2 separate regions of the Homo sapiens genome follow, and region 2 is linked to region 1. Evidence: chromatin loops called from intact Hi-C (ENCODE). Cell type or tissue: heart left ventricle. All regions are shown on one strand. Links, peaks and the distances in the headings refer to the core of each region. The heading gives the core; the rest is flanking DNA.

Region 1 (15,777 bases), core at 2,594-10,593:
GTGGGTATGATTTTTACTTCTATTTTATATGTTAAGAAAGTGAGGCACACAGGGGTTAAGGCATTTGCTTATCACACGATGGGTAAGTAACAGCCAGGGTTCAAGGCTAGTACTGTTGAGCCCCAAAGTCCTTTCTCTTACCACTCTGCTTTTCAGTCTTTTTATTTTTATTTATTTTATTTAATTTATTTCTTTTAGAAACATGGTCTTCCTCTGTTGCCTAGGCTGGAGAGTGCAGTGGTGCAGTCGTAGGCTCACTGCAGCCTCAAACTCCTGGGCTCAAGCAATCCTCCTGCATCAGCCTCCCAAGTAGCTGGGACTATAAGCATGCATCACCACGCCTGGCTAATTCGTTTTTATTTTTATTTTTTGTGGAGACAGAGTCTCGCTATGTTGCCCAGGCTGATCTTGAACTCCTGGCCTCAAGCTATCCTCCCACCCTGGCCTGCCAAATTGCTGGGATTACAGATGTGAGCCACCGTGCCCAGCCCTCTCTTTACTGATACATTATATTTGTACATATTTATGGGATACGTGTGATATTTTGTTACATATATAGAATGTATAATGTTCGACAGGGTATTTAGGATATCTATCACCTCAAGCATTTATCATTTCTCCCATCCAAATACTAACCAGGTTCAACCCTGCTTAGCTTCCAAGAACAAACAAGATCTGGCACATTCAGGGTGGCATGGCCGCAGACAAGCATTTATTATTTCTATGTGTTGGAATATTTTAAGTCCTCCATTCTAGCTATTTTGAAATATACAATACATTGTTGTTAACTATAGTCACCCTCCTCTGCTATCGAACATTAGAACTTATTACTTCTATCTAATTGTATGTTTGCACCCACTAACTAACCTCTCTTTCTCCCCCCCCACCCCCAGGCTTATTAATGACGAGGGTTATATAACGGCCAACAGCTTCCTCCACCATGCACTCCAAAGTGGGCCCATAAATTTTTCATCTCTCCAGGGTGTGGGGAAAAAAGGCACTCTCATTCATTACAGGTCGGGGTGTTAATTGGTACGACCACTTTGGAAGACAATTTGACAAATATCTATTAAATGTAAAATGCATATCCTCTTTGACCCAGAAATTCTCATTTTAGGAGTTTATCCTGCAATTATTCTAGAAATGTTCAAAAAGACATTTACAGATGGATAGTCAATGCAACCTTGTTTGTAAGTTTCATATGATGCTGAAGACATAACTTAAATATTATCAATAGGAGATTGGTTACACAAATTTTAGAACATCCACCTACAGCCATCAAAAAGAATAAAGAAGGTCTATACATTCCTTTTTTTTTTTTATTGAGACAGAGTCTCGCTTTGTTGCCTACCCTGGAGTGCAGTGGCGTGATCTCGGCTTACTGCAACATCTGCCTCCCAGGTTCAAGCAATTCTCCTGCCTCAGCCTCCCAAGTAGCTGGGATTACAGGCGCCTGCCACCACACCTGGCTAATTTTTGTATTTTTAGTAGAAATGGGGGTTTCACCATGATGGCCAGGCTGGTTTCGAACTCCTGACCTCAAGTGATCCACCCATCTCAGCCTCCCAAAATGCTGGGATTACAGATGTGAGCCACTGTGCCTGGCCAGGTCTATATGTTCTTATATTGAGCAGTACCAGAGATACCAAGTTAATAAAATAATGTACAGAACAATTTAATAATATGCTACTATTGATGTCAAAAGCTTGTGGGATGAAATATAGATATAATAATTATACACATATGCCAATGCATGCATGGATATCTCTGGAAGAACATGGAGGACACGGGTAACAACAGCTGCCCAGAATCATGTATCGGAAGGACTCTGGTTGAGAGGGCAGGGCTGGGGAATGGTTTGCCGCAGGGTTTGCCCAGCCATCAGACTGTCCTCGAGACTCAGGCTAATTTGAGGAGTGTGGGAATATGAGTAACAGAGGTCATGGAGAATCCTAACTTCTCCCAGTGCCACCTTCACCCACATGTCCACACCAGCCCCACAGGCACTTCCCGATGGATGAAATCTGGTTGTTTAAAAGGTGTGTGGGGCCTGGCATGGTGGCTCATGCCTGTAATCCCAGCACTTTGGGAGGCCGAGGCGGGTGGATCACCTGAGGTCGGGAGTTTGAGACCAGCTTGGCCAACATGGCAAAACCCTGTCTCTACCAAAAATACAAAAATTAGCCGGACGTGGTGGCGCATGCCTGAAATCCCAGCTACTTGGGAGGTGGAGGCAGAAGAATCGCTTGAACCCGGGAGGCGGAGGTTGCAGTGAGCTGAGATATCGCACCACTGCACTCCAGCTTGGGCAACAAGAGCCAAACTCCGTCTCAAAAAAAAAAAAAAAAAAGGGTGTGTGGCACCTCTGTCCACCAACTCTCTTTTGCTCTTCTGCTTCGGCTCTGGCCATGTGACACGCCTACTCCTGCTTCACCTTCTGCCATGAGTAAAACTTCCTGAGGCCTCCCAGAAGCTGAGCAGATGCTGGCGCCATGCTTTCTGTATAGCCTGCAGAACCATGAGCCTCAGGCTAATTTGAGAGGTTTGGGAATATGAGTAACAGAGATCATGGAGAATTCTAACTTCTCCCAGTGTTGCCTCTCACCGACATGACCACATCAGCCCCGCTAGGCACTCCGTTAATGGGTAGGAGGCTTGCTTGCTTGCTTGCTTGCTTTTTCTTTCTTTCTTTCTTTCCTTCTTTCTTTCTTTCTTTCTTTCTTTCTTTCTTTCTTTCTTTCTTTCTTTCTTTCCTTCTTTCTTTCTCTTTCTTTTTCTCTTTCTTTCTCTTTCTTTCTTTCTCTCTTTCTCTCTTTCCCTTCCTTCTTTTTCTTCTTTCTTTCTCTTTCTCTCTCTCTTTCCCTTCCTTCTTTTCTTTTCCTTCTTTCTTTCTTTTCTCTTTCTTTCTTTCCCTTCCTTCCTTTCTTTTCTTCCTTTCTTTCTCTTTGTTTCTTCCTTTCTCTTTCTCTCTTTCCCTTCCTTCTTGTCTTTTCTTTTCCTTCTTTCTTTCTTTTTTCTTTCTTCTTTCTTCTCCTCCTCCTCCTTCTTTTTCTTCTTCTTCTCTCTCTGACTCTCTCTCTGTCTCTCTCTCTTTCTTCTTTTTTTTTTTGAGATGGAGTCTGGCTCTGTTGCCCAGGCTGGAGTGCAGTGGTACAATCTCGGCTTACTGCAACCTCTGCCTCCCAGGTTCAAGCATTTCTCCTGCCTCAGCCTCCCGAGTAGCTGGGATTACAGGCGCCCGCACCACACCTGGCTAATTTTTGTATTTTTAGTAGAGACAGGGTTTCGCCATGTTGGCCAGGCTGGTCTAGAACTCCCAACCTCAGGTGATCCACCCACCTCAGCCTCCCAAAGTACTGGGATTACAGGCGTGAGACACCGTGCCCAGCCAGGAGGCTTATTTTCTTGATAAATTACCCAGTCTCAGGTATTTCTCTACAGCGATGCAAGAACAGCCTAATACATCCAGGCTCAGCATCAGTGGACCCAGGTGGGAGAGCTTAAGATGTCAAGGTCTGAATGCCGCTTCCACACACCTTTGGGACCTAGGTACTCCCTCTCTTTTTCTTTTTTCAGTAGAAGATGTTATCTTCTCCTTTCTCTGACCAGTAGTTGGTGATGGTTTCAGAGATAGTTTTTCAGTCAAGATATATTTCAGTGGCTTCACTGAGCCCAAGTTCCCTCGCCTCTCTAGGACTTTATTTCCTTGTTTCTAGAAGAGGGATAACACATATTTTCTAAGGTGGTTGTGAGATTAAGGGAGCTGGTACCGGGTGGTGCATAAGGACAGGATAGAGCAATGGTGAGACCACTCAAAAAGCGAAAAGTTGACCTGCGAGGGTGACACTTATCAAATCAGCACACAGTGGGAGTGGAAGGAATGTCCCTCATCAGTTACAATATTTGGAGAGTGCAAGTTATAGAAAACCCAGCCCTGGCCGGGCGCGGTGGGTCATGCCTATAATCCCAGCACTTTGGGAGGCTGAGGCAGGTGGATCACGAGGTCAGGAGTTCAAGACCAGCCTGACCAACGTGGTGAAACCCCACCTCTACTAAAAATACAAAATTAGCTGGGCGTGGTGGTGTGTGCCTGTAATCTGAGCTACTCAGGAGGCTGAGGCACGAGAATCACTTGAAACCGGGAGGTGGAGTTTGCAGTGAGCCGAGATCGCACCACTGCACTCCAGCCTGGGCAACAGAGCGAGACTCCATCTCAAACGAAAAAAAAAAAAAGAAAGAAAACCCAGCTCTAACTGGCTTAAACAGTAAGAAGATCTATTATATTATCCATCTCAGGCAGCAGCAAGCCCAGAGGTAGGGGACTCCAAGGTTGGTTGATCCAGGGCTTAACGATGTCATCAAAGACCCAGGTTCTTTCTGTCTCGGCACCTCTGTCTGCAGGGCCAGCTTCATCCTAAGCCAGATTGTTCTTGTCTTGATTACAAGTTGGCTGCTGGGCCAGCAGACGCTGCCTGCCTCCCTGTTCATCTTCAGAAGTAGAAAGTGGCCCTTCCCCAGTCATGGAATGAAAGAGTTTCCTTTCTGTCTGGGATTGCTTAGGTCCACCCACCTGAAGCCAATGACTGTCACCAGGAAGGTAATATACACTGATTGTCTTAAGTCAGGGTTCCTGAGCCAGTCTTGGGCAAGGAGTGTGATACTGTCATGATTGTCTTGGGCTCATCAGGGCAGCTCTGCAGATGAGATCAAACTCCAAGCTACATTATTCTGAACAGTGGGAAGTAGGAAAGAGACATTTTGGGAGATACAAAACACAATGTCTATCCCATATCCCTAGGTCCAGGTCACAGTGTCTTGGTTGGACATCAAATGTAGAAAAAGAAAGACTGTCCATCCATTTATCTACCTATTCATCTGGTTTTTGATTTTTTTTAAATTTTATTTTAAGACAGTCTCACTCTGTCACCCAGACTGGAGTGCAGTGGTTTGATCATGGCTCATGGCAGCCTCAACCTCCCAGGCTCAAGTGACCCTCCCATGCTCAAGTGATCCTCCTACCTCAGCCTCCCAAGTAGCTAGAACTAAAGGTGCATGCCACCACGCTCAGTTAATTTTTGCATTTTTTGTAGAGATGGGGTTTCGTCATGATGCCCATGCTAGTCTGGAATTCCTGAACTCAAGCAATATGCCTGCCTTTGCCTCCCAAAATGCTGGGATTGTAGGCATGAGCCACTGCTCCTGGCTCATCTGTTTAATAATTTATGAAACAACTACTGGGTGCTGAGCACGGGGCCAGGGGCTGGAGATCTAGCAGGGACCAGGCAGATCTCTGCCAAGTCCTTGGTTTCTTAAAGGTTTTGCTCATAATTCCCCTTTTCTTTTCTCTTTCGTTTTTTTTCTTTTCTTTCTTTCTTTCTTTTTTTTTTTTTGAGACAGAGTCTCACTCTGTTACCCAGGCTGGAGTGCAGTGGTGCGATCTCAGCTCACTGCAACCTCTGCCTCCTGGGTTCAAGCGATTCTCCTGCCTCAGCCTCCCGAGTAGCTGGGACTACAGGCGCCTGCCACCATGCCCGGCTAATTTTTGTGTTTTTAGTAGAGACTGGGTTTCACCATATTGGCCAGGCTGGTCTTGAACTCCTGACCTTGTGATCCGCCCGCTTCGGCCTCCCACAGTGCTGGGATTACAGGCGTGAGCCACGGCGCCCAGCCAGTTTCCCTTTTCAATGAGGCCTCCCTGACCTCCATACTCTACTCCTCCACCTGGCCCACTCAGCTCTACTTTTTCTTCCCCATAGCACTCAAGACCTCCTAACATACTACATAAGTTATTTATTTACTAGGCTTACTGTGTATTGTCTGTCTTCCTCTACTAGAATGTAAACTCCATGAGAATAGAAATTTTTGCCTTTTTATTTAGTGTGGTGTCTGCAGCCCCTGGCTTAGTCCCTGGCATACAACAGTCACTCCACCCACAGTTGCTGAATAAGTGACTAAAGGTCCCTGCCCTCATATTGTTATGAGGGAGTGTGCATGTTGTTAGAGAAAAATCTGAGGCACAATAAAATTTTATAGAGTTTAAGTTTTCTTTTTTAAGCAATCCACGAATTGGGGTAGTTTCAGAGGTAGTTTTTCAGTCATGACGTATTTCAATGGCTTCACTGAGCCCAAGTTCTTTCACCTCTCTAGGACTTTATTTCCTTATTTCTAGAACGGGGATAACACATAGTTCATAAGGCAGTTATGAGAGTAAGGGAGCTGGTATGGGGTGATGCATAAGGACAGGATAGAGCAGTGGTGAGACCGCTCAGATGACAAAGCGTCAGAGACCAGTATTTACGACGGAAATGTGGAAGCATGATAAAGAAATTATTTGGGCTGGGCACAATGACTCACAACTAATAAAACTTTGGGAGGCCAAGGTGGGAGGATCACTTGACTTGCAGAAGGTCAAGGCTGCAGTGAGCTGTGATTTTGCCACTGCACTCCAGCCTGGTCAACAGAGTGAGACCCTGGCTCGAAACGTTATTTGATTGGTTACAGTTATACAGTTGCCTTATTTGGTCTATTCCATTTGAAAGTTCCTAGTTCTATAATTTTAAGTTTGTTGGCTGTTTCTGATTGGTTAAGCTTAAGTTTTGTTTTCCTTTAATACAGTTAAGTGCCCCATAATGACATTTTGGTCAAGGACAGACCACATATACAGTGGTAGTCCCATAAGATTATAATGGAGCTGAAACATTCCTATTGTCTATGGTGTAGTGGTCCTGATGTTGTAGCGCAATGCATTAGTTATATGTTTGTGGCAATGCTGGTGTAAACACACCTACTGCACTGCCAGTGATATAAAAGAATAGCACATACAGTTATATATAGTACATAATATCTGATAATGATAATACATAACTATATTACTGGTTTATATATTTACTATATTATTTATCTTTATTTTATTTTTGAGACAGAGTCTCATTCTGTCACCCAGGCTGGAGTGCAGTGGCGCGATCTTGGCTCACCGCAACCTCCGCTTCCTGGGTTCAAGTGATTCTCCTGCCTCAGTCTCCTGAGTAGCTGGGATTACAGGTGTGCACCATGACACCCTGCTAATATGTTTTGTATTTTTAGTAGAGATGGGGTTTCACCATGTTGGCCAGGCTGGTCTTGAACTACTGACCTCAAGTGATCACCCCGCCTCGGCTTCCCAAAGTGCTGGGATTACAGGCGTGAGCCACCACGCATGGCCTATTTATAATTATTTTAGAGTGTACGCCTTATACTTATAAAAAAAAGCTAACTGTCAAACAGCCTCGGGCAGGTCCTTCAACAGATATTCCAGAAGACATTGTTATCATAGGAGATGACAGCTCCGTGCATATTATTGTCCCTGAAAACCTTCTAGTGTGGAAGTGGAAGACAGTGATATTGATGATAGGACCCAGTGTAGGCCTAGGCTAATGTGTGTGTTTGTGTCTTTGCTTTTAACAAGAAAGTTTAAAAAGTTAAAATAAAATACAAAAATTTTTAAATAGAAAAAAGCTGCCCAGGAACAATGGCTCACACCTGTAATCCCACCATTCGGGGAGGCCAAGGTGGGTGGATTGCTTGAGCTCAGGAGTTCAAGACCAGCCTGGGCAACATGGTGAAACCCCATCTCTACAAAAAATACAAAAATTAGCCGGGTGTGGTGGCATGCGGCTATAGTTCCAGCTAATCGAGGGGCTGAGGTGGGAGGATCACTTGACCCCAGGTGGTTGAGGCTGCAGTGAGCAGTGATTGTGCCACTGCACTCCAGCTTGGGTGACAGAGTGAAACCCTGTCTCAAAAGAAAAAAAAATCTTAAAGAATAAGGATATAAAGAAAGAAAATATTTTTGTGTAGCTGTTCAATGTTTGTATTTCAAGCCAAGTGTTATTACAAAACAGTCAAAAGTTTTTAAAAATTTAAAAGTTTATAAAGTAAAAAAGCTAAGTAAGCTAGGGTTAATTTTTTTATCGAACAAAGAAAAATATCTTTGTATAAACTTAGTGTAGTCTAAGTGTACATTGTTTTTATTTTATTTATTTTTTATTTTTTTGAAATGGAGTTTCACTCTTGTTGCCCAGGCTGGAGTGCAATGGCATGATCTTGGCTCACGGCAAGCTCTGTCTCCTGGGTTCAAGCGATTCTCCTGCCTCAGCCTCCCAAGTAGCTGGGATTATAGGCACCCGCCACCATGCATGGCTAGTTTCTTTGCATTTTTTTTTTGAAATGGAATTTTGCTCTTTGACCCAGGCTGGAGTGCAATGGTGCAATCTGGGCTAAATGCAACCTCCACCTCCCAGGTTCAAGAGATTCTCCTGCCTCAGCCTCCTGAGTAGCTGGGATTACAGGCATGCACCACCACACTCGGCTAATTTTTGTATTTTTAGTAGAGACAGGGTTCTCAACTAAAGAGAACCATGTTGGCCAGGCTGGTCTAGAATTCCTGACCTCAGGTGATCCACCCACCTCGGCCTCCCAAAGTGCTGGGATTGCAGGCATGAGCCACCATGCCCAGCCAGTATACAGTGTTTATAAAGCCTCCAGTAGTGTACAGCAATGTCCTAGACCTTCACATTCACTTACTACTCACTCACTCACTCACCCAGAGCAACTGCCAGTCCTGCAAGCTGCATGCATGATAAGTGCCCTATATAGGTGAACCATTTTTTAATATTTTATACTATATTTTTACTGCACCTTTTCTATGATTAGCTACACAAATGCTTACCATTGTGTTACAACTGCCTACAGTAATCAGTACAGTACTATGTATGGGTTTGTAGCCTAGGCTATACCATGTTGCCTACGTGTGTAGTCGTCTATACTGTCTAGTTTGTACACTCTATCATGTTTGCATAAAGATAAAATCACCTAATGACACATTTCTCTGAGTGCATTCCTGTTGTTAAGCAACACATGTATAAACATTTACAAGAAATAGCTCAAATTTTTTTTTCTTTTGATACAGGGTCTTGCTTTGTCACCCAGGCTGGAGTGCAGTGGCGCAATCTCGGCACACTGCGACATCTACCTCCCCGGTTCAATCGATTCTCCGGCCTTAGCCTCCTGAGTAGTTAGGACTACAGGCACGCACCACCACGCCTGGCTAATTTTTTTGTATTTTTATTAAGAGATGGGGTTTTGCCATGTTGGCTAGGCTGGTCTCGAACTCCTGACCTCAGGTGATCTGCCCGCCTTGGCCTCCCAACATGCTGGGATTACAGGCATGAGCCACCATGCCCAGCCATTACGTTTTTTTGGTTGTTTAATTTTTTTTTTTTTAAGAGACAGATTCTCACTCTGTCATCAAGGCTGGAGTGCAATGGCACAACCATAGCTCACTGCAGCCTCCAACTCCTGGGCTCAAGGGACCCTCCTGCCTCAGCCTTCCCAGTAACTGAGACTACAGGTGTGAGCCACCATGCTCAGCTAATTATTTTTTATCTTTTATTTTTTGTAGAGGGGGGGTCTTTCTATGTTGCTCAGGTTTGTCTCAAACTCCTGGGCTCAATCAATTCTCCTGCTTTGGCCTCCCAAAGGGCTGGGATTACAGGTGTGAGCCTGAAAACCTTCTAGTGTGGAAGTGGAAGATAGGCCCAGGCCACTTATGTTTTCAAGTTAAGCAAGGTTTAGGTCACTTATGAAGCCTGACTAGTTTTGTTTGCTTAAGGGATCTGCAGGCCTGACCTCGGTTTTCATTTGTTTTAACAGTGTCTATGTGTATGTGTGTGTTTATGTACGTGCATGATGGGGGGAAAGCTCAGAAATCAAGTAAGCCAAACACAAACATGTAATTATAAGCAGGGATAAATTCTATGATGAAGAAGTATGGGCCACGGGAGAGTACTTGTGCCAGTCTGGTGATCAGGAACAATGTCCTTTGGGAAGTGACATTTGAGCCATGCCCTGAAGTATGGTAGGAGTTGGTTAGGGGTGAGGCAGTAAGACCCAGAGCTGGGGCTTCCTGCACAAGCTCAGCTGGGCACTGAGGACCCAGTGGACTCTGCTACAGGGCAGTGAGGAGCAGAAAGGCTGAGGAAGGCTGGGTGTGGTGGCTCACACTTGTAATCCCAGGGCTTTGAGAGGCTGATGGGGGAAAATCGGTAGAGCTCAGGAGTTTGAGACCAGCCTGAGCAACATAGCAAGACTCCATCCCTGTAAAAAGCTTTTAAAAATTAGCTGGGTGTGGTGGTATGCATCTGCAGTCTCAGCTACTCAAGAGGCTGGGGTAAGGATTGCTTGAGCCTAGGAGGTGGACGCTGCAGTGCGCCATGATTGTGCCACTGTACTCCAACCTAGGAGACAAAGCGAGATCCTGTCTCAAAACTGAATGAATAGGCTGTGTGCGGTGGCTCACTCCTGTAATCCCAGCACTTTTGGAGGCTGAGGTGGGTGGATCACCTGTGATTGGGAGTTTGAGACCAGCCTGGCCAATATGGTGAAACCCGATACAAAAATTAACTGGGCATGGTGGCTCACATCTGTAATTCCAGCTACTCGGGAGGCTGAGGCATGAGAATGTCTTGAACCCGGGGGGCAGAGGGTGCAGTGAGCTGAGATCGCACCACTGCACTCCAGCCTGGGAGACAGCGAGACTCCATCTCAAAAAAAAAATAATAATAATAACAATTAAAAAAAAATTAAAAGGCCAGGGAGCACTGGCAGCCTGTCCAAGGTTTCAGGTCACTTTAGTAAAGGGAGAACAATGGCTCCTCCCAGGACCTCTGGGATCTCAGCATTGATACGACAGTCATGGAAATGCTAGGGCCCAGGCAGACCATCTCAGGGAAAACAAGTGGCTCTGCCCTGCCTTGGCCACTTCCTGGCCCTCTGCATGCCCCAGGGTCTCAGCACCAAGCTGTTCTCAGTGAGTAGCTCTCATTTAGTGCCAGGGCTCTCGGGCTTACATCCTACGATGACGATGGAATGCATAAAGGATGGGGCTGTGATAGCCCAGAGCTAGGGGTTCGAATCTCATGAGATGTTCATGGAGCCCTGGGAGGGAGCTCAGTGCAAGTTCATTTCTCTTTTTTGGTTGAGATGGGGCTCAGAGGAGGAAGGACTTGTTCAAAGACACACAGGGAGTGTTTCAGTGTGGGACGGAGGTTTATGGAGAAAGGGTGACCATCCAAGGCTTGGACAAAGATCATGACTTCGACCAGCAAGCCTCAACTCTGTAGACTTGGTGGGGGCCAGGCCCTCCCAAACACACCTGACAGGTGTCTGTGGTCTTGGGGACATTGTCGCTCCCCTTCCTGCTGATGCTCTGCTGTCCCTCTCCCATGAAGCGTATCTCTTCGCCGTCTCCCATCCTTGCTGAGAGAGGATGGGTTCTCTTCTGACCAATACTGAAGATCTTTAGTAAAGTTCTCTTTTTTTTCATTTTCTGAAAGTCCCTCTCTTGAGAAATCAGGACAAGTGAGTCAGGGCCAGGACAAAAAACAGTGTGGGACGAGTGTGGTGGCTCACGCCTGTAATCCCAGCACTTTGGGAGGCCAAGGTGGCGGATCACTTGAGGTCATGAGTTTGAGACTAGCCTGGCCAACATGGTGAAACCTCGTCTCTACAAAATACAAAAATTAGCCAGGCGTGGTGGTGCATGCCTGTAATCCCAGCTATTCGGGAGGCTGAGGCAGGAGAATCACATGAACCCAGGAGGCGGAGGTTGCAGCGAGCTGAAATTGGGCCACTGCACTCTGGCCTCTTGGCAACAGAGCCAGACTACCTCTCAAAACAAAAACAAAAACAAACGACAAACAGTGTAGACTTTGTGTTTTTCTCAAAAGCACTGTCAAGCCAGTGCCCGCAGCAGTGGGCCTAGACACCTCCAGTCTTGCCTCAGGGTCAGTTTCCAGCCTCCCTGGACACTTCCCCCAGGTATGTGTACTTTTTGATTGTCCTAAATCCAGAGTCTGTGGCCTGACCTGGTTTGTCACAGCTCTCAGTCCCTCCCCATCCCGAATCCCAGGGAGCCGCAGGTGTGTGCAGAAGAGGCACACCACACTCAATACATCTTGCATCCTCGCTGGACCCAATCCATTGGCTTGGTGATGTACAGACTGAGCCTCATTATAGCCGTTCGTTCCTGTTGACCTTTCCAGATCAATCTGCCAGCTTGGCTTCTCCGAGTTTCGCTTGTCAGCATTTCTCCAATCCCATCATGTACTTTGGACCTCTTTGTTGGGTGGCTTGCTTTATCTGAAATTTTCAGATTTGACTTCAGGTCTCTCCTTTGTCCCTTAATATGGCTTAATGGTGGACCCTGTCAGGGGTAGAGAAAATATTGAGGAGCCCTGACTTTGAGGTGCACAAGTTAGAGGGTTAGACAAGTCCAGCCACAACCAGCCCAAGCTGCAGTGTAGGGAGGCCTGTCCAGCTGCTCCACGGTTGAGGGTGGAGCATACAGGAAGGCTTCCTTCTTGCTGCAGCCCAGGTGTTCTGGCTGCCCTAGCTGCCTGGCTTTGGTAGAAGAAAGAAAGGCTCTGTCTCTGACTTGTCAACTAATGGCACTATGAGATTGCACATAATTAACCTGGGTCTGCTCTTCCAAAAGCCTTGGGCCTCTGACTGCAACATGGAGTCTGGGTATCACTCCCCATCCCTGCGCCACTCACCTGCTCTGGCGCTAGGCGTGTGCCTAATCACTTAATTTCTCTGTGCTGCCTCTTAGGTATCACTTCCCCTGATCCCAAATACTTACCAGGTGTGGGATGATACCTGACTAGTTACTCCTTGGAGGTATCTGCTTCTCACCGGGGACTCCGAAACCAAACGAAAAGCAAGGCCAAGCCCAGCCTAAAGGACGCTTCCTACATGACTTCAGGCTTGCGGGGGCTGGAGCGTGGGGGTGGCAATGGAGTTGGGGGGGGCTCAGGGAGGGGATGTGGAAGTGCTTTGCTTTGCAAACTCTAGAGAGCCGTGTAAATAGGAGTGATTATTCTGTCCCTTCCCTTTCTTTCCAACAGGAATCAGCATCCCACAGCCCATGTTCAGCTATGAAGAATGGAAACTGAGGCTCCGGGAGGGGTATAGGGAGGAGCCAGCAGGGTCTTGAGTTCATATTAGTGCCCTTTCCTCCATAGGCACATCTGTGTTTTCTTTTATTTTATTTTGAATTTAATTTTTTTTTTTTTTGGCAGAGTCTTGCTCTGTCGCCCAGGCTGGAGTGCAGTGGCGCGGTCTCAGTTCACTGCAATCTCCGCCTCCTGGGTTCAAGTGATTCTCCTGCCTCAGCCTCCCGAGTAGCTGGGATTACAGGTGTACACCACCACACCCAGCTGATTTTTGCAATTTTAGTAGAGACAGGGTTTCACAGTGTTGGCCAGGCTTGTCTTGAAATCCTGACCTCAAGTGATCTGCTAGCCTCGGCCTCCCAAAGTGCTGGTATTATAGGTGTGAGCCACTGCGCTCGGCCACATCTGTGTTTTAAATGAGAGGAAAGGGGATAATGTGCATTTTGTGGAAGCTTGGGCCGTTTGTGTCTAGGACTCTTATGATCTTCATAAGTTTTCCCCCAGGGAGGACACTGTTCCACTTAGGGAGTCAGGACCCCCAGTCCTTACAAGATTCAGCCTCTCAAAATGGAGACAGCAGTTCCAGGCCTGGGCTGGGTTCTGTTCACACTAGGAGAGGGCAAGTGAGTGGTGTTTGGGATGTGGGGAAGTATTATGAAAACAGAGATGCTCCAATTCCTAGTGATAGGAAACCATTAAGCTACTTGGCATCTTAAAACCAAGAGCGGTTCAAGTTCTGAGATTGTTAACACACCTTACAACACCGCCGCCGTTATTAGGAAGAAGCTCTGTTTGATGACGTCCCACACTGTGGGTACCTTTATGAACAGGAATTTGCTTTTTCAAATCCCAGAGAAGTAAGATTAAAGTTGGCTGTTCTCCATCCTTGAAAAATTTGGTTTTAGGGTGAATTCAAGAATGACTGACCATACAGAATGGGGAGCAAACTTGGGAAGAAAGAAGGCACAGTTCAGAGCTCTCCCAATAGTCACCCCTGAACTGCACCCGGACCATCAGTTATCTCTGTGGGTAGAGCTCAGGAATCTAAAATCCATTTTAAAATTAAAGTATATCGGGGCTGGGCGCGGTGGCTCATGCCTGTAATCCCAGCACTTTGGGAGGCCGAGGTGGGAGGATCACGAGGTCAGGAGTTTGAGACCAGCCTGGCCACATGGTGAAACCCCGTCTCTACTAACAATACAAAAATTAGCCAGGCATGGTGGCAGACACCTGTAGTCCCAGCTATTCGGAAGGCTGAGTCAGAAGAATTGCTTGAACCTGGGAGGCAGAGGTTGCAGTAAGCCAAGATTGTGCCACTGCACTCCAGCCTGGGCAACAGAGGGAGACTCTGTCTCAAAAAAAAAAAAAAAAAAATTAAAGTATGTCATACATACTGTTACAGGCACAGACCTTAAGCGTACAGCCCAGTGAAATTTTACACATCTATACAGCTATATAACTACCACCTATATCAAGACACATTCCAGGAACTCAGACTCCATCATACCCCTCCTCAGCAGAGGTAACAGACCCACACCTCTCCTGCTCCGGTGGTAATTAACCACTATTCTAACTTTTCTATCAATTAGTTTTGCCCATTCTTGAGCTTCACACAGATATACATTGTCAGGCATGATGACTCATGCCTGTAATCTCAGCACTTTGGGAGGCCGAGACGGGAGTATCACTTGAGCCCAGGAGTTGGAGACTACTCTGGACAACATAGTGAGACCCCCGACTCTACAAAAAAAATAAATTAGCTGGTCATGGTGGTGCGTGCCTGTAGTCTTAGCTATTTGAGACGCTGAGAGAGGAGAATCTCTTGAGCCTGGGAGGTTGAGGCTGAAGTGAGCCGTGATTGCACCACTGCACTGCAGCCTAGGTGACAGAGTGAGATTCTGCCTCAAAAAAGAAAAAATATGGCCGGGCGCGGTGGCTCAAGCCTGTAATCCCAGCACTTTGGGAGGCCAAGGCGGGCGGATCACGAGGTCAGGAGATGGAGACCATCCTGGCTAACACGGTGAAACCCTGTCTCTACTAAAAATACAAAAAAAGAAAGAAAAAAAAATTAGCCAGGCATGGTGGCGGGCTCTTGTAGTCCCAGTTACTTGGGAGGCTGAGGCAAGAGAATGGTGTGAACCCGGGAGGCAGAGCTTGCAGTGAGCCGAGATCGCACCATTGCACTCCAGCCTGGGCGACAGAGTAAGACTCTGTCTCAAAAAAAAAAAGGAAAAAGAAAAAATATATATACATTGTGTACTTTTTGGCATCTGGTTTATTTTGCTCAATATCACATCTGCGAAATTAATCTACACTGTGTGTATGAAAGGTTGGTTCTTTTTGTTGTGATGCAGTATTCCGTCGTGTGACTACGGGACAATTTGCTTATCCGTATTCCTATCGGTGGGCATTTGGGCTGTTACCAGGTTCTGGCTGTTATGAATAAAGTTGCTATGGATATTCTTGTACACTACTTCTGGTGAGCGTATGCACTCATTTCGCTTATGTAAATATCTTGGGTGGAATTACCTGATCATAAGGTAGGTGTGTTGGCTTTGTAATGTGCTGACTTGGTTATGTTGAATTCCCTTTTTTGTGTATTTCTGGTTAGAGCGGAACATGAGGGTGTCTCTTCAGGGAATCTGGAGGGTGGAAGGGAAGCAGGAGTCGGTTTCTGGCTCACACATGTTGTGACTGAACTGCTGGTACACCTGGTTGGCATGGAGCTGGCTTCTCCTTTGGCGTTGCCTACTGTTGGGGCAGGTGTGTATGTGGTTAGCTCCAT
Region 2 (15,777 bases), core at 1-8,000, 58 kb after region 1:
GCCTTGCACATTCCTTCTGCGGGATGTGAAAGTGCTCCTTGGCTGGGGAAAGGAGATGGTGGAGACATGGAGGAGGGTGTGGGTGGCTTCTTGAACTCTGAGGAGGGGACATACCTTCTAAGTCCTATGTGTTCCTAGGAAAGCCAATAATCATTGCTTCTCCCGCCTTTTTTATGTCATAGACTCTGAGGGACCCATTAAGTACAAACAAATAAGCGTAATAGTCCCTTCTTTACTTCCGGGCCTGAAGGAAAGCCAGCCTCAGCCACCCCTCAGGGTTTGCTGCGTTCTGTTTAGAAAGAGGTCCTTGCGTCCTGGATCCTGGAGCATCAGGAGCTGGGCTTGGCATGAGCTTTTCTGGCCCATCCTGATTTCTATTCAGGCCTTCTTTTTCTCCACCTCACTCCCACGGTCCCCTAATGGTGTGATTGTGATGTGTGTGCATGTGTGTCTGTGTGTGTCAATGACAAACTGTGTTCTCCGTTGCAGGATAAAGCCAAGATGAAACTCCCCTTACTTCTGGCTCTTCTATTTGGGGCAGTTTCTGCTCTTCATCTAAGTAAGTGTTTTTTGCCTTCAGTCTTTCTTTCTCTGTTTTTTCCCTTTCTATGGTAGATGGGGTCAGAGTTACACACCCACCCCCTTCTTTGATCGTCTTCTATTTCTGAATTTCTGTGTGCTTAAAGGGATGGGGACTCTATGGCCAGGAGTTGAAAGGATTTCTCAAGGCGTCTGTTATGTCTGTGGTCTTGGTTCTACTGTGACATTCCCAATTTTGTCCTTTCTCCATTATGCTTACTTTGAGCTTACTGAGTGCCTTCTCTCCTTTAACTCTCTTAGCATCGCCATGAAGTAGGTGGTATTGTATACCCATTTCACAGAAATACAGCTGGTGGATGATGGAACCAGTACCCAAGCCCATGACTGCCCGACTCTAAGTCCATGCTCTTAACCACCTTGACCTTGTCAGGCAGCTTGGGTTCCCCTCATAGAGACTGGGTTCCAGGTTCCCCTTCCCAGGCAGAGTTGAGCACTCTGATGCCCAGGGCAAGGTGTGAGCTGTCTGTGGTTCTGGGGAGGAACAAGGGGAGATGTGAAGGAAGGACACTTAGCTATCCTCCCTGCCAGGGTCTGAGACTTCCACCTTTGAGACCCCTTTGGGTGCTAAGACGCTGCCTGAGGATGAGGAGACACCAGAGCAGGAGATGGAGGAGACCCCTTGCAGGGAGCTGGAGGAAGAGGAGGAGTGGGGCTCTGGAAGTGAAGATGCCTCCAAGAAAGATGGGGCTGTTGAGTCTATCTCAGTGCCAGATATGGTGGACAAAAACCTTACGTGTCCTGAGGAAGAGGACACAGTAAAAGTGGTGGGCATCCCTGGGTGCCAGACCTGCCGCTACCTCCTGGTGAGAAGTCTTCAGACGTTTAGTCAAGCTTGGGTGAGTGGCCTATGGCTGAGGCTGAGGTGGGAGCATGGAACGGGTGTGGGATATGCCCCCAGCATTGCTATCACTGGCTCTTTTTCCCATTGAGGGCCCTGGGGGTGTCAGTAGAACCTGAGCCTCAGAGAGGTGTTGGGGTAAGAGGGGAGGGCCACCTACAAACAGAAGTTGCATTTTGGTCTCCAACCTTCAAATGGTTGTGGCAGGGGAGGGAGGGAATGAATTGTGGGGACTCAAGACCCATGTGAATTCATGTAGGAAGGATGCTCCATTCTTTGTCTTTTATCCTGCCCTGTAGTTTACTTGCCGGAGGTGCTACAGGGGCAACCTGGTTTCCATCCACAACTTCAATATTAATTATCGAATCCAGTGTTCTGTCAGCGCGCTCAACCAGGGTCAAGTCTGGATTGGAGGCAGGATCACAGGCTCGGTAAGAGAAGTGTGAACACTAAATGGGGTGCACCTGCTGATCTCAGCCAGCACTCAGCTTGCATCAGATTTGTCTGTTTTTCTCCTGTATAATCTCCAGAAGAACCAGGGATAGATGGACACCCACAGACAACACTGAGGGGGCTGCCTGGGCATTCAGGGAAGAGCTAAGGATTTAGAATCAGGAGGTTTGGGTCCAAGTTCCTTTCCATCTCTCACTATCTATGTAACTTAAGTTAGCTGGGCATGGTGGTGCATGTCTGTAATCCTAGCTACTTGGGAGGCTGAGGCAGGAGAGTCACTGGAACCTGGGAGACAGAGGTTGCGGTGAGCCGAGATGGAGCCATTGCACTCCAGCCTGGGCAACAAGAGCGAAACTCCGCCTCAAAAATAAATAAATAAATAAATAAAATAAAAAAAAAATTAAAACAAGACCATGAGTTTGTTTCCTCATCTCTAGGATGAGTTGGCAACCCTTGTTCTACCTTTTGTTAGGGCTGGAAGGACAAGCCTGTCACTGGGATGCATAGAATCTGATGGTGATAATTGCCGTGGATCAGCATTTCAGATGACTAGGACAGTTCCCATCATGGTCCAGCAGGGAAGGGCCCATTGCCCGGTGGGCAGCAGAAAGAGCTGGCAGATACGGGGCCAGGTCTGCTTCTCTGCCTTCCCTCTGCCCCATCCCTTCTTCCCCTCTTGCTTTCTCCAGGGTCGCTGCAGACGCTTTCAGTGGGTTGACGGCAGCCGCTGGAACTTTGCATACTGGGCTGCTCACCAGCCCTGGTCCCGCGGTGGTCACTGCGTGGCCCTGTGTACCCGAGGTGAGGTGGGGCTGGGGATGAACGATGGAAAGGTCTGGGAGATGGGAAGTGCCCCAAGGAGGAGATGCTACAAAGAGCCTGACCCTTTGTGGGAGAGGCTTCCTGGGTCTTTTATATACTCTGACTCCACAGCAGTGTGTGGGTGGGAAAAGAGGCCCTCCTGTGGGTTGAGTTGGGATGGACAAGAGGCTGAAAGTCCCTTTCTGTTCTGCCTTCACAGGAGGCCACTGGCGTCGAGCCCACTGCCTCAGAAGACTTCCTTTCATCTGTTCCTACTGAGCTGGTCCCAGCCAGCAGTTCAGAGCTGCCCTCTCCTGGGCAGCTGCCTCCCCTCCTCTGCTTGCCATCCCTCCCTCCACCTCCCTGCAATAAAATGGGTTTTACTGAAATGGATTTATTTTCTCCTCTGATCGCGGATCCACTCTGCTTAGCCCTCATTGAAACTTCTTCCTTATCATCTCTCCCCACACCACAACTTTCATAGAAGTGTCAGAAGCTACTACTCCTTGAGGAGGAGGATGGAGGGTGGAGTTGGGTCTATGGAGCCTTTTGGAGATGGAGGAATGGGCTCAGCTAGTTCTCTTCATAGAACACCTGATTACTGGGCACCTGCATAGTGCTGCCAGGACCTTTCAAGGTTGTAGGTAGACTCCCAATGGCCCAGTTTGCATCTCTGTAACCAAAGGCCTTTTCTCTCTCTCTCTCCAACCCCAGAACTGTGGTTGGTTTTATATGTAAGGAAGTTAACATGTCCCTGGGAACAGTCCACAACATTCAGGAATGAATGTATAAGTACCGCAATCCCCGGCCCCTCAAGTGGAATAAATCTAACATGTATTGGGCACCATTTCCCAGTGGCCTGCTGTGGTAGTTGGCCTTATTCCATGCATTTTTATGGGCTGCCTTCCCTTCCTCAACTGCATTCTCTGCTCCTTCCTACTCTCTGCAACTCCCAAATAAACACTTGTACGCAACTCCCTCTCTCAGGATCTCCTTCTGGGGAAACCTGATATAAGACAGCTTGCCATGCGTCAGACTCTGAATGAGGCCTGGGAATACAAGACATAGTCCTCTGGCACTTGGGATATATGGTTATTTGTAACATAGGCACAAAAACATCTACTAGTTGTTATCGCTTATTGAGCACCCACAACATACCCCCTGCTGTGGCAGGCACCTTGCCTAGATGACCTCATGTGATCAATAATTATGAGCCCTATTTTACAGAACCAGGCTCAGAGAAGTTAGGATCTGTCAAAAGACTTGCCCAAGACTGAACCTCTAAATGCAACTCATATTGAAATTCAACTCTGCTCCAAAGCATGTTACTTTAACCCTTGTGCTTTTACAGCTGGCTACTCTCCCCTTATGGTCACACGGGGATGAAGCACGGGGGGAGGAAAGCCAGACTGTCTCACTCTTGGGTTCATCTTGGGACACAGGACACCAGCCCAGCTGGAGGTGAGGGAGCTTTAATCAGAGGGGAGGGAGGAAGGCATTCTCAACCCCTTCTGTACTAGGGAGGTCAGCAGAAGAAAATAATTCAATGTTCTAAAGCCATTTTTTTCTCCAGCATTCCTCCAATTCATAGATCTTCATATGGGATTAGGGGCTCAGAGAGGGGTGAAACAAGAACTCTATTTTTTTGGAGTGTGGTATAGAGAAGGGATGCTACTTCTCTAAGGTCACATAGTAAGTTGAGAAAGAGAGAGAAATCAAACTCAGGTTCATTTCAACTATTGTTCCACAAGAATCTGTTGATTTCAAAGATGGTGGACTATGGGTTCATCCCTGTGGTGAGTGCTGTGAGGATGCAGCTGAGGTGGAACTTTCACTCCTTGCCCTCTTGGACTTTATATTCTGGTGTGGAAAGGCATTGCTTCCCTTATTTCAATATTAACAACAAAGGGTAATAATATTTCCCATTTATTAAGCATTTACTAGGTGTCAGGTACTGTGCTAAATGTTAGGTGAACTTTGTCTTGTTCCTCATAAATCTCTGCCGCTGTGGGTGTGTACTTTGACAGAAGTTTGACTTCCAGTCCACAGAGATCTTCTTTGGGGGAGTAATATCAAGAAGGGGCACGAAGGAAGCTGCAGGGCTCCTAGTCCCATCCTGTATCTCGACCTAGGCATGTTTACATTGGTGCATTCACTGTGAAGTTTCCCTGAGCAGTCCACTCTATAGTGTGCTTTATAGGAGCACATTGTACATCCATTGAAAAATTTTTCTTGGCCGGGCACGGTGGCTCATGTCTGTAATCCCAGCACTTTGGGAGGCCGAGACAGGCGGATCACCTGAGGTCGGGAGTTTGAGACCTGCCTGACCAACATGGAGAAACCCCGTCTCTACTAAAAATACAAAAAAATTAGCCGGGTGTGGTGGCACATGCCTGTAATCCCAGCTACTCAGGAGGTTGAGGCTGGAGAATCGCTTGAACCTGGGAGGCGAAGGTTGCAGTGAGCCGAGATCGTGCCATTGCACTCCAGCCTGGGCAACAAGAGCGAAACTCCGTCTCAAAAGAAAGAAAGAGATTTTTTCTTTTTCTTAAAAAGTAAAAATCATGAAATAAGGGGACTGGGCTAATATTCCAAAATATGGGTTTGTGTGTGAATTTTCCTCTCCAGTAAGATACTAACTAAGCTCTGTGAAACTGTTTATCTATGGTTCTTTATCATTGAATCCTTGGAGTTCCTTACACTGTGCAGAGCACAGAGTAGGGGCTCAATCAACAGTGCACTCATTGCTTTTTCATAGACAAGGGCCACCCTCACTCAACTCATGTGCCAGGCATAGTTCTGAGAGCTTTGCTTAAGCTGATCTCATTAGAGGTAAGTCTTGTCATTAGCCTTAGTTTACAGATGAGAAAGCTGAGGCAGAGAGGGGCTGACCCTGGAACTTGTGATTTCATTATACATCACCCTACACTGCCTCTCAAGATGGCAAGGCCTACCGTCTGCATAATGAGGGGATGGACTGAATCTTGGAACAAGAGGCGGAGTTTGAAACCCCTGTGAACACAAATGCAAACATTAAGCCAGAGGCTTGGGGTTCCATGGATGCTGAAAGCAATGTTTTCATCATTGGCTAGATCATCTGGGGGTAACACATCTGGGTGTGTCAAAGAAAGCAAAGATTTGGGAGTCAGACAGACTAGGATCTGATGTATCATTTGTTACTAGTTGTGCAAACTTGGATAAGTCATTTGACTTCTCTGAGCTTTTGTAGTACCTATATAGACTAGAGATGGCAATACCCAATTTGTAGGATGACTTTTAAGGATTAAGCTGTTGTTAAGTAACAGATGTAAAAACCTTAATGAAGCATAGTGTCTGGTCCATGGAAGACCTTCAAAAATGTTTTTTCTTGTTTTAAATCAGACAGAAAAGGTCACTGAGGTCATTGGAATATCTTTGCCCAGGGTTTATATACAGTGAAAACAGGATCGACTTGAAAGAGGGAATGGTCTGTTCAGGAGGGAGGTTGATGAGAGGAGGCTAGAGAAACACAGCTATCCGGTGGATAAGGAGCTGGGAGCCTATGGTTCAGGCCTGTCTCTACTTGCTTGTGACCTTGGGCAACTTGTTTAAAGTCTCTGAGATGTCATTTCTCCATCTGTAAAATGAAACAACAAGGCCGGGCATGGTGGCTCCCACCTGTAGTCCCAGCACTTTGGGAGGCCAAGGTGGGTAGATCACCTGAGGTCAGGAGTTCAAGACCAGCCTGGCCAATATAGTGAAACCCCGTCTCTACAAAAATAAAAAAATTATCTGGGCATGATTGCAGGTGCCTCTAATCCCAGCTACTCGGGAGGCTGAGGCCGGAGAATTGCTTGAACCTGGGAGGCGGAGGTTGTAGTGAGCCGAGATCATGCCATTGCACTCCAGCCTAGGTGACGGAGCAAGATTCTGTCTCAAAAAAAAAAAAAAAAAAAAAGAAAAAAGAAAAGAAAAAGAAACAATGAATGAGTGTGAGGCTCATGGTAGTATTGGTTCCTGAGAGTAGCCAACCTTATTGGTCATCCCAGCCACGAAGTGAAATGGTACCCCTGGCTTGGGCCAATGAATGAGGAAGAATAATGGCAAATGGGGGTCTATGCCTCCACCCTCCACCACTAGGGAGGTCTCAAGCTTGAAATCCAGTGACCAGGTTTTTAGGTCCTGGACCTGGCCAGTCCTCCTACAGTCAAGTAGATAAGTGGAGGGTTTGGTCCGTTGGGCTACGGAGATAGTGATCAAGGCCGTTACTCTGCAATCAGACTCAGAAATGGCCTCTCAGTTACTTCTCCATTTGTGGGTCTTTTGGAAGAGCAGAGAAGAGGAAGGAATTTAGGTCTTCTCACCCTCTGGGCTGCCTGTCCCTGCTCCCTGAGCCATGGAGGGCTGGGGTGGAATATGGGGAATAAATCTGTACTTTTTTTTTTTTTTTTTTTTGAGACAGAGTCTCGCTCCGTCGCCCAGGCTGGAGTGCCGTGGCGTGATCTCTGCTCACAGCAGCATCTGCCTCCCGGGTTCAAGTTATTCTTCCACCTCAGTCTCCTGAGTAGCTGGGATTACAGGTGCCCACCACCACGCCCGGCTAATTTTTGTATTTTTAGTAGAGACAGGGTTTCACTGTGTTGGGCAGGCTGGTCTCAAATACCTGACCTCAGGTGATCCACCCGCACATGCCTCCCAAAGTGCTGGAATTACAGGCATGAGCCACCGTGCCCGGTCCTACCAATCTGCACATTTTAATTGACAAGGGTCACCCTCCACTCATGTGCCAGGCATAGTTCTGAGAAGCATCCCACAAGGATGCCTCTGAGTTCACCCTGACAAGTCCACTAGCTCTTGGCAGAGACATCTGGCAAATTCAAGGCTTGAGACATGCTGGCCTCTCTTTAAAGTGCAGCAAATTTTGTCTAGAGCTTGGTCAGTTAAAATTTTGATGTTTTGTTTTGCATTAATTTCAATTTTTAAGAAATGTTGCATTAAAATGTTATTTATCTTGAATAGTAAATTTCTTAGTGTCCCCTTAATTTCTTAGTGTGTCTGAGTTGAGAGCCTCCCCTGCCTGATTCTAGTCCAGACCCTGGGGTGACAGAAGACTGGTGGGAGATGGGAGGTGAGGAGGGGAGTGTTGGTTGGAGAGGATGATCTACAGAGTGCTGGAGAGACTCTGTATGGAGCTTTTCATGCTGCCTGTTTGCCAGCCCTGAAGCTATGCCTTGAGGTTGGGCAAGGTGGCATATCCTAGATCAGAGATCCTCAACTGGGGCCATTTTTCTCCCCAGAGGACATTTGGAAACATGTGGAGACATTTTTGATCATCTGCGGGGGTGGGGAGAGGGGCTACTGACATCTGGTGAGTAGAGACCAGAGGGACCATTAAACTTTCTACAACGCCCAGGACAGCCCCTCCACAATAAAGAGTTATTTGACCTCACATATTAATAGCACAAAGTTGAGGAACCTTGATCTAGATCCACAGCACAGAAGAAAGGATGTAGATTTTTCACACATTAAAGATGAGAAAGCTTGTGCCTGTAATCCCTGTGACTCAGGAGGCTGTGGCAGGAGGATTACTTGAGCCCAGGAATTCAGGGTTACAGTGAACTATCATCGCAGCACTGCACTCCAGCCTGGGTGACAGAGCAAGATTTTGTCTCTTAAAAAAAAAAAAGATGAGGACAGGCACAGTGGCTCATGCCTGTAATCCCAGCATTTTGGGAGGCCGAAGTGGGTGGATCACGAGGTCAGGAGTTCAAGACCAGCCTGGCCAGCATAGTGAAACCCCATCTCTACTAAAAATACAAAAAATTAGCCAGCTACTTGGGAGGCTGAGGCAGGAGAAGCGCTTGAACCCGGGAGGTGGAGCTTGCAGTGAGCCAAAATCTTGCCATTGCACTCCAGCCTGGGCGACAGAGCAAGACTCCGTCTCAAAAAGAAAAAAAAAAAAGATGAGAAAGAGGAAGGGAGAGAAAAAAGAGAGAGAGGAAAGAAAGAGAGAAGGTTTTGGAGTCAAAAAGACTTAGAAATTCCAGTTCTTCCACTTCCCATGGAACCTTGGCAAGTTGCCTTCTCTCTTTCTCTGAATCTCACATTTTGCCTCTGTGAAGTAGGGGTGGTACCTGGTGGAGATGATGCGGAGATGAGGGTGAGGGGTGTGTTGCACACTATGCCCCTAGGATGGGTGAGAGCTTGGGAGCACTGAACCTCCCTTTCCCCTCTTGTTTCTTCCCCCCATTGTCTCCCACCAGCTCCCTGGGATCTCCACTTCACTCTCTGGGATTCCACCAGCAGGAGGCTACTCCTGGAGTTAAGGCGTGTTGTTCAGACTGGGGCATTTTAGGGGGCATAAATAATAATTATGCCTGGACAATGGACATAACATCTAGGGCCTTCTGAAGCAAACCAGGGTGTGGGGTACCCAAACAAGGCAGTAGGCCCCAGGAGGCAGGTCCCTGCAGTCCCAGCAGAGAGCAGGGCACAGGGTTGAGAAGACTGAGCAAACTTCATTATCAGCTCCTTTGTCCCCCACTCTGTCCTGGAGCAATCATTCTGGCCTCTTCCCACTTCCCCAAAAACCCAGTATAAAGGCTGCTTCTGGCCCCTGAAGCCAGAGGCACTGAGAGTGGAGGTCTCAGACTCTTGGAAGGTGAGTTCTTTTCTGGCTGCCCAGGCAGGACCAGTGTAGGCCCTGGGAAGAAGCAGCACCTCATAGGGCAAACACGTAGGAGGCCTGTCCTTAGGAACATCATAGCTAAGCAGACCTGTCCCCGCAGGGGCAGGAGTCTGGGCTAAGGGTGATACTGGAGAGCAGCAACGGAGACTGGAAGACAAATGAAATTTGGTACCTGAGTTATCCCTCCCACCATTCCTTTTCTAGACTCTCCAGCTCAGGGTCTGTTCATGGCAAGAGGAGAAAGCAATCTTGTTTGCTCTTTAATCAAACAATTAAACAAATATTCCCTCTATACTATGTGCCAGGGGCTATACTAGACACACAAAGACAGCCCCAAGAAGGACGGTGGAGTAGTGTCCTCGCTAAAAGACAGTAGATATGCAATGCCTCTTGCTCCTGCCCTTTCTCCTGCTGGGAACAGTTTCTGCTCTTCATCTGGGTAAGTCTCTCCCTTCCCTCCTCATGCGTCTTTCCCTTTTTTCCTTTTTCCTACACTCCCCTCCCCCCGCTTTTATTTGCACTCATGAGGCCAGGACCACAGCCTTCCCTCTTTAGCTGATACAGCTCATCTCCGGTAAGATATCACTTGGACTCAGAACTGTAACCTGGAACTTTCTCTTTTTTGTTTGATTTTTTTTTGTTGTTGTTGTTTTTGTTTTTTTTTTTGTTTGTTTTTTGTTTTGTTTTGAGACGGAGTCTCGCTCTGTTGCCCAGGCTGGAGTGCAGTGGCGCGATCTCGGCTCACCACAAACTCCGCCTCCCGGGTTCAAGCAATTCTTCTGCCTCAGCCTCCTGAGTAGCTGGGACTACAGGCACATGCCACCACGCCTGGCTAATCTTTGTATTTTTAGTAGAGATGGGGTTTCACCATATTTGCCAGGCTGGTCTCAAACTCCTAACCTTGTGATTCGCCCGCCCCGGCCTCCCAAAGTGCTGGGATTACAGGCGTGAGCCACCGCACCCGGCAAACTGTAACCTGAACTTTCAGAAGGAAAAACCACCCACCTGTTAAGATGAAGGGCTGGTGACTGCCCCAGGCTTCTCACACGTGCTTTCTCCCACCTTCAAAACACACACTCGTGGTGTCGGCCAGAAGTCAGGTTCTTGTCCATTTGTGGGTGTGACCCGAGAGATCTCTCCTTACCTAACACCAAGGAAATCCTCCAGTCTTGTCTTCAGGTGGAATTCCTAGGAAAGCTCGAGCGACGTTGCTGGAGCTGTCCACGGTGCTGGAACTAGGAAGCTCTTGACCTGATGGCAGGTTACCTCTTCTTCCCAGAGAATGATGCCCCCCATCTGGAGAGCCTAGAGACACAGGCAGACCTAGGCCAGGATCTGGATAGTTCAAAGGAGCAGGAGAGAGACTTGGCTCTGACGGAGGAGGTGATTCAGGCAGAGGGAGAGGAGGTCAAGGCTTCTGCCTGTCAAGACAACTTTGAGGATGAGGAAGCCATGGAGTCGGACCCAGCTGCCTTAGACAAGGACTTCCAGTGCCCCAGGGAAGAAGACATTGTTGAAGTGCAGGGAAGTCCAAGGTGCAAGATCTGCCGCTACCTATTGGTGCGGACTCCTAAAACTTTTGCAGAAGCTCAGGTAAGTAGTAGGGAGGCTACTGCGGAGGACCTGGGGGAAAAGAGAGTACATTCAGTCTTCTGTTCCCTATTCATTTAGGCTAGTGGTTCTCAAAGCCTCGCATGCATCAGAATCACCTGGAGTTGTTGTTAAAACACAGCTTTCTGGGCCTCACCTGCACGACTTCTGATTTAGGAGGGCTGAGGTGAAGCCTGAGAATTTGCATTTACAACAAATCCCCAGGTGATGATGATATTGTTGGTCTGGGGAGAACCACCGATTTAAACAAAAGGCTTTGGTGTTAGAAACGCCTGTGTTAAATTCTGGTTCTGCCTTTTATTAGCTGTGTTACCTGGGCAAGTTGCTTTGCCTTTCAAAGCTTTAGCACCTTCATTTGTAAAACGAAGATATATAGCACCAACTTCTTAGAGTTGTGGTGAGCATTAAATGAGATAATACATGAAAAGTGTTTGGAATAGTCACTGGGCTGTAATAAACTCTCAATAAGCGGTGGTTATAATTATTATGAGTATTATCATTTCCTGTAGGATTGTCCTGACAGCTAATTAAGAAGCAAAAGATAGGATTAAGGGAGGCAAGTAGGTTTATTTTTAACCTGAAAAGGGATGCCGGGCTCTTGCCTGGAGACTCAGAAACTTGAAATAAATGAGAGGGAATTCTCTACTTTGTTTCCGTCTGCAGAATGTCTGCAGCAGATGCTACGGAGGCAACCTTGTCTCTATCCATGACTTCAACTTCAACTATCGCATTCAGTGCTGCACTAGCACAGTCAACCAAGCCCAGGTCTGGATTGGAGGCAACCTCAGGGGCTGGGTAAGTCAGGGGCCAAATCTTGGGTGCAGTAAGTTCTTTCTGAATGTGTTAAAGTAGCATCTGATGGTGCCAAGCCTCAGGCCAGCAGCTAAGGTTTCCTTAATGTGGCAGGCAATGATGTGCTGGAGATGGCTTGTACTGGCTCAGGAGAACTGATGGTGCACATCTCTTACCAACTCCATGCTCAGTGACTACATGCTTGCAGCTTGACATCAGCCATGGTGGGAGTATTTACACAAAGGAAATAGGCAATTGCTACACATCAGGGCTCCTTTCTACTCCCCATCCTCCCACCCACCCCAAGAGCTGGTATAAACATTTACCAGCATACCACTGGAGTCATGAGACAGAGTCCAGGCCCAGCTTAGTCACTTAGAAAGCTAGTTAAATAGGTTTCTTGGAGCCTCTGTTTTTTTTCAATCCCTGAAATGGGGACCTTCTTCTCTCAGGGTGGTTCTGGAATTGTGGGTGAATAAGTGGCATTATATTTGGTACGGTCCATAGATCAGCAGTATGGTCCATAGATCAGCAGTACCACCATCCCCTGGGAGCTTGTTAGAACTGCAGAATCTTGGACCCCACCACAGACCTCTTGAATCAGAACCTCCATTTTAACAAGATCCCCAGGAGATAACGTACGCACAGTAAAGTTTGAGAAGCCTGCTCTGTGTGATGGCTGAGAGAGATGGTTGCTCTTCCTGTCATTGCCTGGAAACTCTTAGGAATGGCTCTCTAGGGTGTCTGGCTCCTGGCCAGGTAGGCAGTGAGAGAAGTCAACAGGGGGTATTCCATGAGGTCCTGGATCTGAACTTCTGCCCTCTGACCTAGCCTGTCACTTCTCTAGTTCCTGTGGAAGCGGTTTTGCTGGACTGATGGGAGCCACTGGAATTTTGCTTACTGGTCCCCAGGGCAACCTGGGAATGGGCAAGGCTCCTGTGTGGCCCTATGCACCAAAGGTGAGGGGGAAGGGCACCAGGGCAGGGAGAAGGGATAGTAAAGTGGATTCTTAATACTACCCCTTTGAGCTGCCTGAACACACCTCCCCAAACTCAGACCCTCCCGCTGACTGAAGAACAAAAGTCCTGTGTGTAAGGAGGGCTGAGACATAGGGAATCCTCAAAGCAAAACCAGGTGATAGGAGTTCTGGAGACAGGGGGGTGGGCTGGATGGTGTGTGTGTGGGAAAATTCTTTGCCTCCTTTGATATGAGGGCAATAAATTCGAACAACAGGTATGACCAATGAGAGTAGCGGAAGTGGATATAAGGCGTGGATGAGAGAAAAGGAAGGATGGGGGAATTAGGGATGGCTGAGAGACAAGATGCCCACCTCCAACAGCAGACATGGGCAGCAGCATGGGTGCCAGATGTGAGTTTAGTATAGTGGCTGAGACCATATGTGCTAGAGCAAGACTGCTGCAGTTCACATCCCAGTGCTGCCACTTGCCAACTGAGATACAGGCACGTTGTTTATCTCTACTAAGCCCCCGTTTCCTCATCTGTGAAATGGGGATGATGACAGCACCCACCTCTTGGAGTCATGGTAAGGATTAAATGCAATAGTCCACCTAAGTCCATCTAATGCAGTTAGCACACAGCCTAGCTAGCAGTAAGAGCTCAGCAAATGTGAGCCAGTAGGGATGTGGGGCAAGCACACAGCTGGCAGATGACGATGGCCATAGATGGGGACATAGGGGGCCCCTGAGGAGGGAAAGAGGTGAAGCCCAGGCCAGACCCCGCAGGGCGGTGGACTTCACTGTGCTCTGTGCTGCTAGGAGGTTATTGGCGACGAGCTCAATGCGACAAGCAACTGCCCTTCGTCTGCTCCTTCTAAGCCAGCGGCACGGAGACCCTGCCAGCAGCTCCCTCCCGTCCCCCAACCTCTCCTGCTCATAAATCCAGACTTCCCACAGCATTTCCTGACTCTCGTTTCTTTATTGCTCACTTTGGGGATTACTCCAGTTCGGAAAAATCCTGGAAGCATTCACTCTCGGGAAAGTGAGCCATGGCCGAGTAGGGCGGCCCGGTGGGGGCTGGCGGCGGCGCTGGGCGGCAGAGCGGGACCTGGGGCGGCCGGAAGGCCTCCCCGGGCGTGGGGTAGGGTTGGGAGGATGGGGACAGGGGTGTGGGTGGTGGGAGTAGAGGTGGTGGAGATGGTTTGGGAGTAGGGGTGGGAGTGGGAGGTGGGGGGATGGGAGTAGGGGTGGGGGGATGGGTTTAGGGATGGTGTGGTGCAGGTGAGGGGTTGGAAGTAGGGGTAGGGGTGGGAGGTGGGGGGATGGGAGTAGGGGTGGGAGTGGGGACGTGAGGGGTTAGGAGTAGGGGTGGGGGTGGGAGATGGGGGGATGGAAGTAGGGATGGGTGTGGTGCAGGTGAGGGGTTGGGATTAGGGTTAGGGGTGGGAGATGGGGGATGGGAGTAGGGATGGGTGTGATAGAGGTGAGGGGTTGGGAGTATGGGTAAGGATTGGGGAGTGGGGGGTGGGAGTAGAAGTGGTGGAGATGGTGGTGGGGATGGGAGTAGGGTTGGGTGTGATGGAGGGAGGGGTTGGGAGTATGGGTAAGGACTGGGGGAGTGGGGGATGGGAGCTCAGTTGGTGTGGGGTGCTTTGCTGGTCCTCTTGCTTTGTTTGGATTCAGTATGCGGTGCAGGGTGGGGTGGCTTTCCAAAATAAAGGTGATGGAGCTGTTTTAAGAGTTGGTGTGGAACACTGAGGTCCCACCTAGGGGACAACACGAGGAAGTGGGGAGAAAGCAGTCTTGTCTTGGGGCAGACTGCTCCTCTGGCCCTATGCCTTTCTGGCTTCTGGTAATGGCCCCCAATTTTATTTCCAGCCACCTCTGTGAGTCCCCAGCCTCCTCTGAGGCATGTTCCCCATCCATTCCCAGGAGGGTGGTGGTCCTCCCCTTCCTTCCTCCTGGCCTACCTCTGTAGAGGGGCCACATCCTTAGGAGGGAGCGACTTCTCCCCAGCAGGGCCCTGGGCACAAAGCCAGGGTGTCTGGTAGTTCCCATTCCCAGTTCTGCAGCCCCAGGCCTCTGTGTCTCTCCGTCCCCCACTTTCTCAGACCCTGGGGACATTGAGAGACATTATTGTTGTTGCTATTAACTTTGTCACAGATGAGGTACTGGGCTCCAGGAAGGATGTAGAGTTGATGAAGTAGGAAACTCAGAACTGAGACTGGGTATCAAGACGGTAGAGAGCCCTGGATTGTAGGGGGTGGAGGCAGTGGGGAGAGACAGACTTCTTGGGAGTGTGTTTCCACATGGGGCCCAGGGAGAATACAAAAGTATTTCTGTGTGTGCACATGTACATGTGTGCGTATATATCTTGGTGTGTACATGTGTCAGTGTTTGTGTACATGTGTATACCTGTATATGTGTGAATTTGTATATGTAAATGTGCATAAATCTGTGAGTCAGTATGAATTTGCATGTTGAGTATGCATATGTTTATATATCTCTGTGTATTTATGGATATGTCTGTCTGCGTACACCTGTGAATGCATATGTCTCCATAGCTTTGCAGCCTTATGTTCCCAAATCTCTCTGTGTATGCATATGTGTCTTCCTCTGTGTCTTTGACTGGTATGTATGTGGGTGGGTATATGTCTCAGTGTGTGTCTGAGCATAACTGCATACAGGACTATGTTTGTGTGTTTGTGTATATCTGTACCAGCATCTGATGGGATGTGGTTTCAGGAGCGAAAAGAACTTTTCCCAGATGTGCTGTGTTTCTAAGGGTGCTAAAGTTGAGGGGACAGGATCAGAGAGCCCTGGGGAAAGTGGGTGATGGAGAAAGCAGAGAGATGAGGCCCTTCAACATGGGCAGGCCTCTGGCAGCAGGAGAATGGGTGCTGTCATTGCCAGGGACTTTACCCATGCTGGGCCCCAGGGACTGTCTCTACATGAAAAGGCCTGTCCTCAGTAGAGGGGTCTGTCCAACTGCCATGGATGGAAATTGGGTCAGGCAGCTCCTAATCACAGCATGTCAAGTGGTCCTTCTCCCAAAGGGC

The links. Hi-C counts contacts between places; a loop is a spot of excess contacts. Peaks named below come from ENCODE experiments on the same cell type or tissue, not always from the same donor. Only the 100,000 strongest peaks of a DNase experiment are listed, where the experiment ranks them.
Region 2: a loop joins it to region 1, with 4 times the contacts of the local background. A loop is called at or near these places in 3 of 110 quality-filtered maps.

The regions. Positions count from the first base shown.
Region 1 is chr11:57,435,112-57,450,888 of GRCh38, reverse strand. It overlaps the pseudogene RNA5SP341. Among named protein-coding and RNA genes, the nearest start is that of SLC43A3, 16 kb to the right of the region's middle. In heart left ventricle, for the core only: no CTCF peak of the experiment used is centred there; no DNase peak of the experiment used is centred there; H3K27me3 peaks cover 429 bases.
Region 2 is chr11:57,374,669-57,390,445 of GRCh38, reverse strand. PRG2 (proteoglycan 2, pro eosinophil major basic protein) reads left to right here. Exons shown (of 6, transcript NM_002728.6): 2 at 490-559; 3 at 1,129-1,436; 4 at 1,738-1,869; 5 at 2,581-2,692; 6 at 2,913-3,666. The coding sequence starts at 502. The coding sequence ends at 2,971. It overlaps PRG3 (proteoglycan 3, pro eosinophil major basic protein 2), which reads left to right and starts at 9,296. Exons shown (of 6, transcript NM_006093.4): 1 at 9,296-9,332; 2 at 9,665-9,798; 3 at 10,639-10,952; 4 at 11,634-11,765; 5 at 12,610-12,721; 6 at 13,538-13,677. The coding sequence starts at 9,738. The coding sequence ends at 13,596. RefSeq lists an enhancer at 9,908-11,107. In heart left ventricle, for the core only: a CTCF peak has its summit at 3,009 (motif pointing left); a DNase peak (open chromatin) is centred at 2,945; H3K27ac peaks cover 577 bases; H3K27me3 peaks cover 572 bases.